2 separate regions of the Mus musculus genome follow, and region 2 is linked to region 1. A link is a contact called in ENCODE Hi-C or POLR2A ChIA-PET data. All regions are on one chromosome and are shown on one strand. The core of a region is the stretch at or near the end of the contact, and the rest is flanking DNA. Distances in the headings are between cores, read along the strand shown. Region 1 holds the start of Atp1b1 (ATPase, Na+/K+ transporting, beta 1 polypeptide). Region 2 has its middle 9.8 kb from the start of Gm26685.

Evidence for each region. A loop is a pair of places that touch in the nucleus more often than their neighbours do. ChIA-PET counts read pairs that join two places held with the same protein, here RNA polymerase II (POLR2A).
Region 2: POLR2A ChIA-PET joins it to region 1 with 17 read pairs in Patski. The contact joins the enhancer-like site here to the promoter of Atp1b1 in region 1. A Hi-C loop is called at or near these places in 1 of 37 maps with a recorded cell type or tissue (Patski). POLR2A ChIA-PET finds 5 or more read pairs at or near these places in 4 of 5 experiments (Patski and embryonic stem cell).

What each region holds. Positions count from the first base shown.
Region 1 is chr1:164,455,014-164,459,984 of GRCm38, forward strand. It overlaps Atp1b1 (ATPase, Na+/K+ transporting, beta 1 polypeptide), which reads right to left and starts at 3,342. Exons shown (of 6, transcript NM_009721.6): 1 at 2,748-3,342. The coding sequence starts at 2,844. Gm32391 (predicted gene, 32391) reads left to right here and starts at 3,510. Exons shown (of 4, transcript NR_168343.1): 1 at 3,510-4,727.
Region 2 is chr1:164,491,046-164,495,991 of GRCm38, forward strand. No RefSeq gene overlaps it. Among named protein-coding and RNA genes, the nearest start is that of Gm26685, 9.8 kb to the right of the region's middle. Within about 2 kb of position 2,426, at least 1 of the 3 ENCODE cell types and tissues checked has a DNase peak (open chromatin) inside an H3K27ac peak, as active enhancers do.

The DNA of each region.
Region 1 (4,971 bases), core at 2,092-4,591:
GTCCTGTTGCCCTTCCAGTGCCACCCTGGGTGCTCTCAGCCACATTTGCCTCAACAACTACAACCCTTCTGCTCATATCCTGGACTCCTAAGAAGGCACAGGACTGAGGCTACTGTTTAAAAGACAAATTGATGGAAAAATTAGTCATTTTACAAGCGCAATGATTAAGCTCAAGAACATATACACCCTTTCCACTCTGAGCACAGAATACCAAAGCTGGGTGAGGGATTGTGTTGCTGCCGCACAGGACTTGGTAAACCTGTCACTGCAGTAAAGTCATTTGGTTAGACAGAGCGCAGCACGCATATCTAGTGAGCTCGGGCAATGTTCTCCCCAAGACCAAGGCTACCAGTGGCACGGAGAAACACATACAAAGACTAGGTTAGTGCCACCAACCAGCTGGGTGACATGATGTTGGAGGCTGGGTTATCGGCTTTGAAGGCATTTTGTATTCTTTAAAACAAATTTTCTTTTCCTTCTATAATTAAAGAACAAGGAGCACGAGGAATTTTGCCTATATATATATATATATATATAAATGGAATATAAGGCGAAATAAATATATATATATATATTCTTTAAGATGCCAAAAATAGGGTTTTAAAAAGTGACCTGGAAAACCAATGGCAAATATAAAAACCTACCAACACATGGATAAACTTAATGAAAAGGTAGAAAGCACAAAGTGATTTTTGTAAGTTGTGATCTCTCCAGCAGGTGACAGGCTCGAGCCTCCTGCCGTCCATCTTGGTGAAAAATCTACCTATAAGCAAAACGGAGCCAAGGGCATCGTGCCCTGGTCCCAAGGGCATCCATGTTGGGCCCAGAGCTGGAAAGGGGGCATCTCTCTCTCTATGACATAGGAACTTCTCTGTCATTTCTTACATTGTGAAAGGGGCACAGATAGGATTGCACAAAACACAAACTGGGTTTCGAGCTCAGCACCCACAAAATGGAAGATGAGTTGCGGCAGCTGCTTCCTAAGTCCGTGGGTATCACTACCTTGCTGGATGTGACCCTCAAGACCACACAGGCTCATTCTCTCTCCCTGTCTGATACAGAAGGGCTGTCCCATTAAATGTCGCTTTAAAGAACAAGCTGTTCCATACTGCCTTCCTTACCCTCTAAAGCAAATATTATTCAAAGAAGGAGTGTGAGATTGGAATGAGGAAAAGAAAGATGTTTTAAGAAGTGGAAAAACACTAGAGGGCAAATTTCACAAGGTCCCTGGCGTCAGTGCCACCCCCTTGGTCCTGTGATGCTGCTGCAGGGGCCAGACCACCAGGGAAAGCAGCCCTAGCCAACGTGGGAGGAGGGGCCAATTCCGCAGTGCACCTCCTAGGCCTCCTAGCTGAGTTACAAAGAGTTGCTAGGAAATAGCCCAGGCTGGTCATCCTTTACAAACCTCACATCTCTTCAGGTCTCTCCTTCCACGTTACAGAAACACGGGTATGCTACGGGCATACTCCCATGGAAGGACAGTCTCCACAAATAAAATGGAATATAAGGCGAAATAAAAAGCCATCCATTTAAGACTCCATTTTCCCATGGCTCAGGGATGCCTATGCTCCCTGGTAATACCGTGGAATGAATGAGGCGTCACCTTCATAACCTTGAAGAATGATGCATTATTAACCCTTTATTTTTGAGAGGCTCCCTAACTGCATTTTTTTTTTCTTTAGGAGGAAAAAAAATCATACATCCCAGCTTCTTCCTTTTCAAAATGTCAGCCAAGCGCTCTTTTCCCTGACTCATTCTCCAGTCTATTTCCATAGACCCTCCCCACACAGGAACGCAGCATCGCATCGTTAGTTTTCAGGGTTCCCTTAGTTCCTGCAATGCTGCTGCTATAGGGGTGGGAGGGGGAAGGAGGCGAGAGAGAAGGTAGAGGAGCTGGTGGTGATGGTGATACTGGAGAAGGAGGGGGGCAGTGATGCAGCAGAGGGGAGTTCCCTCCCTCCCTTCCGCAGTCACGACTCATGGATTTGTCTACAACTATGCCCTTCAAAATGACCTTAAAAAAAAAAACCTAGTACCTTTCCAGTGTAAGGAGGTAAAAAACAAACACGGTATGTAATTTTCAATGGGGTATGAGGGGGAGTCCAGCCAAGGAAGCAACAGGCTGCATGAAATGCTCTAATATAACCTGTTTCTTCGTTTGTATCATGAAGAGCTTAAAAACACCATGTCTAGCCAAGGCTTAAAAAACGAGCCATGAATGGAGCTCACTGGGCCATTTCTGGGCTGTGATGACTGCAATGTGTGAGGACTGCAGTGTGGATGCATTTCTTCTCCCCGTTCCTATCCATTCTAGATACATTTCTAGACTGGAAGAATGATGCTATCTATCGCAGCATCGTCTGCATTAGAACAGGTACGCTCGTGAGTTCTGCTCACGGCCCCAAATCTCGTTTTTCTAAGGTCTTGGGAGATGGAAAGGGAGGGTACATACATAGGCTCCTGGAACCTGACCGAATTTCCCAGGAGGAAAGGCTTAGGAAACGAAGATCCCTACCATACCCAAAACCCTAGCTCCAGCTCCCCACCCGAGGCGCATCCTGGGGACCCCCCACATTTGTCACTGGATGCCAAGCCCAGGGCCGCACGCTCCTAGCAGCTCCTACCACCCACTCCCTAACACCCTGGTCAGCCCCGCGGGCGCCGAACTGTCCGCAGTGCTCGCGTACAGACGCGCCTCCTAAGAAAAGCCAAGGCGCCGACGGCAGAGCCGCGGAGCGCGTACTTACACCAACTACCACCGGTCCTGCCCAAAAACTCCTTCTTCTCCGAGTTCCAGATGAATTTCTTCCAGCTGCCTTCCTCCTTGGCTTTTCCGCGGGCCATGGTGTCTGCTCAGCAGTGGCGGCCGAGGCCGAGGGAGGGCGAGTGCGGCGCGCGCCCTGGGCGTCCTCGCGGCGGCTGCTCGGTGTCCCCGCGGCCCGGCTCTGTCTCCGAAAGCGAGACGCGCCGCTGCCGCTGCGGCTCTCCGAGTGCGAGGCGCGCCGCGGAGCAGCCTAGGCAGAGCGGGAGGAGGGGGAGGTGCGGCGGGGGCGGAGGGAGGAGGGACGAGGGAGGAGGGCGCGCGCGGGCTGGGCGGCTCCGAGCCCCGCACCTAGAGGTGGGCGCGCGGCCGCTCTCGGGCTTTCCCCGCACTCCGATCGCCTTCCGGGGGGCTCAGCGAACCCCGCAGCTGCTGCTTCAAGCTGTAGCTGCACCACTCTGCTTGCTGTGACCTCTGGCGAGATGGACCAGGGACAAGGAGGGAAAGTCACCGGGAAGGGCGAGCGGAGTGGAGCGCGGGCTCGGCACACGGGCGCGCAGGCCAGGAGCCGAGAAATTGGCTGAGGGCGCACGCCCTACCTTTACTATATACCGCGCCTCCACCATCCGTAGCTCCGCCTACCGGCGGCACGGCAAGCCAATCGCCAGCGCCGAGAAGGCGGGGCCTGAGCCCCCGAAGGGGCGGGCGCGGGGCCCCGCACAAAGGAGCCGGCAAAGCTAAAGGGGCTGGCACCGCAGCAGGGGTGCGGAGAGGGACTGGGGGCGGGTGAGTACTGCTCCCGCAGCTCTGCTGGCCCTCTCTCTGCCCCGAGCTGTGCCTGGACAATCCTCCTCGTCCTCCCGGCCCCCGCTCGCCAATGCTGTGGCCTGCACCTGCATCGCTCTCTGGGAACCTCGGAGACCTCAACTCCTTCGTACTGGTCTTACCCCTTCGTACTGGTCGGGGTTTACTGCAGGTCCACCTCCCCTAGGCCATGGCCAGGTGGGGGAAGGTCACTCCAGGACGCTAGTGACTCTGCCCAGCTCTGCTCCGCCTCTCTGCTTATGCACCTGCCGCCCCCTCGCACTCTCTGCCACTGCGGTTGCAGTTCCGGCCCGTCCCTCTTCTGCAGGCCAGCCCAGCGGGCAGCCTCGGTTCCTGACTCCTGGTCTGTGCTTGTGGGCGGCCTGAACCACCTCAATCCGGACAATTGCCAAACCCACCCTGGGCTGTAGCTGGGAACCGGTTGTGGCTCCTGCCAGTCTAGACCCCGGGGAACAATTTATGCACGTGACCCAGCCACCTAAGACTCTCCTGGCCCAGGTCTGTGGCTGGTATTCCCATTGGCTTACTGTTCTGTCTCACTGGGGGCACCCCTACCCTATACTGTAGAATTCTTGGAATGACAGAGCACTTGGGAAGACCCAGCTCACATGTCAAGATGTCGCAGAGCACTGTGTTGGACATGACCATTCTTTCCATCCTTGTTGGCTGAAAATCCGCCCTTATTTTCATCCACCGAGCCCCTGAACAGCTTTCCACACAGCTCTTATGGTGATGACACAGCAGAAAACATGGCGAGGCTTCTGCAGTGGCTGCAGAAAAGCCTGTCCCTGGAGCGACCTGGCCGGTCGCGCAAAGAGCTAGCTTCTTATCAAAGACCTTCCCAACACAGAGATGGGTTCCCAAGACACCCTGCCATTTTCAAGGTCAATCTTGCAGGCCCAAGGACAAAACCGAAGGGATGCAAAAATGAGCTTTTTCTCATTAATCCCACTTGCAAGACTGAAGAAAACCTTAAAATACCCAAAATTCAGGGGAGACATAGCAACTGAGTCTCATGGAGTCCACAGGGGCTGCCGACCCACTGTGTCAAGGACAACTGTGAGAGCAGCTTGTTGAGAAAGAAGTCACTCTGCTTTGCCCCTGCAGCGTTTATTTTGGAAAAAACCCAAGTTTGTGGTTGGTAAGCTATTAGAAGAGACTGTACCTGTAGATTTGATGCCACTGTCTCTAGGCAGAACTTACATTGTGGAGGGGATTCCGCAGACCAGACCACTGGGAGGTGTGTGTGTGTGTGTGTGTGTGTGTGTGTGTGTGTGTGTGTGTACCTCATATATATATGAGGGAGGAAACCCCGTGGGCAGAATCAGGAAAAAAAAAACCATAAGGAATAAGTAGGGTGTAAGTAGCTTCAAAAGGGATGAGAC
Region 2 (4,946 bases), core at 1,176-3,675, 35 kb after region 1:
AAAACCCAATACACCAGAAATTTAAAAAAAAAAAAAAAAGTTTTGGTTCTCCAACAGGAACAGCCCAGCTGGGAACAGATAATTCATCTACACCATGGGTCCTACAAGGAAGCTAACCACTCCAGTTGGTGCAGAAGTTACCACAACTGAAGAGCCAAAGGCACCTGGACATTGAGGGAGGAAATCTGGGAGCCTGTCGCTAACAACAATGAAGATCTCAGTAGATATTCCTGGGTGCTGAGACAACAGGTAGACAGATGGGGAAAACCAAAAACCAAACCAAACCAAACCAAAACAAAACAAAACAAAAAAAACTGAAACGAACAAACAAACAAAACACACACACACACACACAAAACACCCCAGAGCCAGGTAGGATTCAAACGGATGAAAGAATAAAGGAGAAATGATGGCCGAGTGAGTGTTTGCTGTAGGAGAGATGCTCACCCTGGCCTGCAGACATTACAGGGACAGGCAGAGACCTGCTAGAGAAGGGTCATGGGAGCTGTGTCATTTCCTGATAAAGAAGACAGCTCCACACCAGAAGCTGAACCACACTTCGGGAATTCTGGAACAGGGGAGCAGTGAGCTAAAATACCAAACGGTTATCCCTGTTGACTCAGAAATAGTTCACTGTCTGGGATCTAAGAGACCGGAGTCTGTGATGGGGCCCGTGACAGTCATGAGGAAACATTTTCCATCCTTCATCATGTGTCTCTCTGTGAAGCGGGGAGGGTTTCATCAAGTTTCTGACATATCAGTTTTCCACATACCTTTCCTCACGTGACCTTTTCCTTCCTCACATGACCTTTTTCTATCTCATCAGCATACTTTCCTACAGCTTCATCTTCTTTCAGAAAATAAAATGTAAATGTAGAAGGACAAATCCTACTGCTATTATATTACTTTCAGATTGGAAGTCGGCTTCATTTTATGAATGCCCTAAGCAGAGAGCCCAGGTACCACACACCCTGGAGTCATTGAAACTTAGCATCTAAGGTCATTTTACTGTTTTGTAAAATACCGTTGCATGTGTTATCATGAGTGATCTAGAGTCTAATTTTATAGCTAAGGAACTGATAATACTTTAAAAGGGGAATAAAATTATAATGTTGGTCAAGTAGCAAAGTTAAAAAAGCGAGACATACTCTTTGTTTAAAGCACAAACAAGCAAACAAAAAGGTACACAGCCCCAAAGCAATAACAGAATAGTTAAGAAGCAGATCTATGTCTGAACAATAGACTACTTACCTAGCTAGATTTCATTCTAAGAGCTTCAAAATAAAAGAGTTAAACCCATCACACTGAAAATAAAACATTTCCATAGTTATATACTAACTAAAGTGGAAAGTGTGTTTTAATCTTTCTTATCTTTCCCTTTTCTTTCTTTTCTTTCCTTTTTTTCCTTTCCTTTCCTTTCCTTTCCTTTCCTTTCCTTTCCTTTCCTTTCCTTTCCTTTCCTTTCCTTTTTTAGACAGAATTACACTATATAGTCTTGGCTAGCCTAGAACTTACTATGTAGACCAGGGTGGCCACAAAAGTCACAGAGATCCACCTGTCTCTGCCTCTAGAGAGCATGTGCCACCATGCCTGGCTGGTTTAATTTCCAACTAGTTAAGCCCAGAGAATCTGAAGCCAATTTTTTTCTGGGAGGCTAACTTCTCCGGAGTGCCCTTTGAAGTTTAAGCTTTTTCCTCTGGTGATTTTGAAGATAATAATTAAAATATCATCATCACCATCCTACCCTCTCCCTGGCTTATCACACGTCCCACGAGATATAACAGCAGTGTTGCTGGGTGCACAGTGCTGGTAAGGTACTGTGGCAGGCACCTGTCCTGTCTCATCTCATGTGCATCGTTCAAAGACCCCGGAGGGATGGTATGGCCATCGATTTCATTTTACAAAACAAACAAAGCAGATGTGGGAAGAATGAGTATTATCTTACTCTAACAGCTATGGCTGAGATGTAAGAGCTGAGCCTCAAGCTCAGGTTCTTTTGGGACCCTAGGCCTGAAACTTTTCTCTTGTTTTGTTTCCTGGGAAGGCCCTGGACACTCTTCAAGAGGCAGGGAGTATCCCGCAGTTCTTGCGTGTCCTCGTGTCCAGTGAGCGGCACTCCTGAGCATCTTGGCCAGCAACCAACCCTCTGGGAGAGATGGTATTTCACTCTCTCTGTTGACTTGTTTTTTGTCTCTTTCTCTTTGCCAACATGAGTCAGTGCCAATGAGAGAGCCTAGCTCATGGAAGAGATGCCAATAAAACTAGCACGGGAAGATAGCCACCACCACCAATGATATTCTCTGTGTGTGACATGGCATCTAAAAAAATTCAAACAAGAGGCAACATGGAGGACCCGAGTCACAGGCTTACCCCTAGAGAGATTTCCCATTCCCAGGAGAGAAGGTGAAGCACTGAGGGAGGGCAGGCTCCTGAAGGCTGTCAAGCAAGGCTGGCTGGAAGTTCCTCCTCCTGACTTTATCTTGCTCTAGCATGAGAAGCCAGCTGGTCCCTGGACAGAGTCTGGGAAGGCAAGTTCTACCAAGCTGTGTGAAAGCCCAATCGTAGGAAATTGTAGATTGTAGGAAATGCACAAACTCAAGAATCAGACCTACTGGCTCCTGCCCTCAGTAGCCAAATAACTGTCTCAGACTCCTCGTTTGAAAGGAGAGCAGGATGCAAGAGAGAGCAAGCTTTAGGGGATTATTTGCAAAGATTGCAAGCTCGTTCTAAAAGGTGTTTACTAAAATGAAAGCTAAGTTCCCATCAATGATAATAAGCATGAGTATAAAACTCCAGCAGGAACCAATTTGTGCAGCATAAGCTGTTGGTTCGGAAGGGAGGAGCCACTCCATTACAGAAAGAAGTTTTAGAGAGCAAGTCTCTATGCAGGTGAGTACACAGAGGACTGAGTTACGGGTTATTATCTCTGTTTTATAAGTACACCTGTGGAAATAGCGTTAATCTGTCCAAAGGCAGGTGGGGGAATTTTAACTCAAGCCTTTCTGAGTTGCAAGAGATTCCACCACGTGGTATAGTTGTTTGCAAATTTCAGACCTCAAACTGGGTCCATTTTCTCTTTTAAATTTAGAGGCTGGGTGACAAGGCTGAGCAACAGGAAAAACTGTTATTCTTGGCCCAAAATAGGAGACAAAGAGATAAGCCTCCAGAGCAGTCTGTTTGGGGTTCGGTAGTTTCGGATTTATGGTAGCAGAGCGGAGGGGAGGGACAGGCTCACCTGGGAGGGTGAATATTCAGGGCTCCTCTGTGAAAGGACAAAGAATCCCAGGTATTCTGGCAGTGACCGGTGCCTGCTTTGCTATTTGCTCCTGTCAGAGCTATTCCCAGTTGCCTGGTGGCAGTTGTTAACCTTGTGGTCCTGGGGTGGGGAAGACATTTGACATGTAAATGAATTGTGATGGTGTCTCTCCCTACTCTGGCAGCCATGTTAGGGCTAACTGGCTCACAGGCATCCTGTCCTCAAAGAAAATAAATAGGTCTAGGTATCCTTAGGTAGGAAGTCCAGGCAGCTGGGGACTGGGGCAGGGTAGCTTAGTGTTCCAGGTCCTAGGCCATATATATTTTCATGAGTGCCCTGCATAGCATCATTGTGCTTTGCAACCTCCCTTGGAATAAGGAAATGTGAGAGCTAAAGTTACGTTTCAGGTTTAACGTATTGTGCTTCAGCAATCCATAAAACAAAAGAGCCTTTAACCTGCAAACCCCACTTGCCCAAGGACAGATGACTTTCTGGAATGCTGGAGGCTGCTCTTATAAGATAACAAAGCCACCTGTTTTCACCTCTATAAACAAGGTTGGTTGTCTCAACAACACAGGATGTGCTTGATCACACACAGGCGGTAGATGTGAACGCAGGAAGTACATCAGAATGTATGCTTGGCCCAATTGGACAGAGGCAGGAAGTACGTAGCCTTGTGGGGTTTGCCTGCATAAGCACCTGACTAACATAATTCTCAGCCATTCTCTGGGAATGGACCTGGCTAGTGTCCATGTTCCTGGCTGGTATTTAATAAAGCTTGCTACGAATTTGGCTCAAAAAATTGTGGTAGAGGCTTTATTCTCAACTAGTGGTATTAACAAGCTACTTTGTATGAAAGTAGATACTTCAAATGCTTCATTTACTTTACAGAGACTGGGCAGGGATGGGGCCAGAGAAGGAGAGGGGAGGAAGGTGGGAAGACAGAAATAGAGCAGGAGAGCTAGGTGATACCTAGGAGAGAAACTCTAGTGTGTTAGCATTCCTTCTAGGCTCCACCCCACAGTTCCTTGGCAACAGGTATGCCTGACTCACTATAAAAGGGCGGTTTGGCCCCTCCTCTCTCTTTTGCTCTTTTGCTTTCTTGCTCTCTTATCCTCTTCCTCTCTGTCCCTCCTCTCCCCATCCCCCCCCCCAACCCCCACGTGCTCATGGCCAGCCTCTTCTCCACTCCACTCCCCACGCCGTAAATAAACTCTATTCCATACTATACCTGTCACATGGCTGGTACCTCAGGGGGAAGGGATGCCTCAGAACAGGTTCGCAGAGGCAATCCATCCCCTGCACCATACCACACTTCTACCAAACCTATCCCTGGCTTCCTTTTCTTTTTATAAAATACTACACAGTGGACATGATAGACAATGGCCACCTGAATTCTCACATGGTAGGTTGGCTTTCTCTCCTGCCACTCCTATGCCCCATCCTTCTCCCCCGAGTCATAACAATTCTGTCTCCTTTTTCCCAGTTCCTAGCCTGCACAAATCTAAAGGTCCTGCCCTGTTTCTCTTTGCTTCACCATTGGCTGCTGGCATCTTTATTGATCAATCGAAACCAACTTGGGACAAGGGCCTTCAGTGTTTGGACATGCAGATTCCCAACTAATCAAAGCCTTAGAACCAATCCCCAACGAGGGACCTTGGTTTTTATGTGAAAGTGTATAAAAATGGTC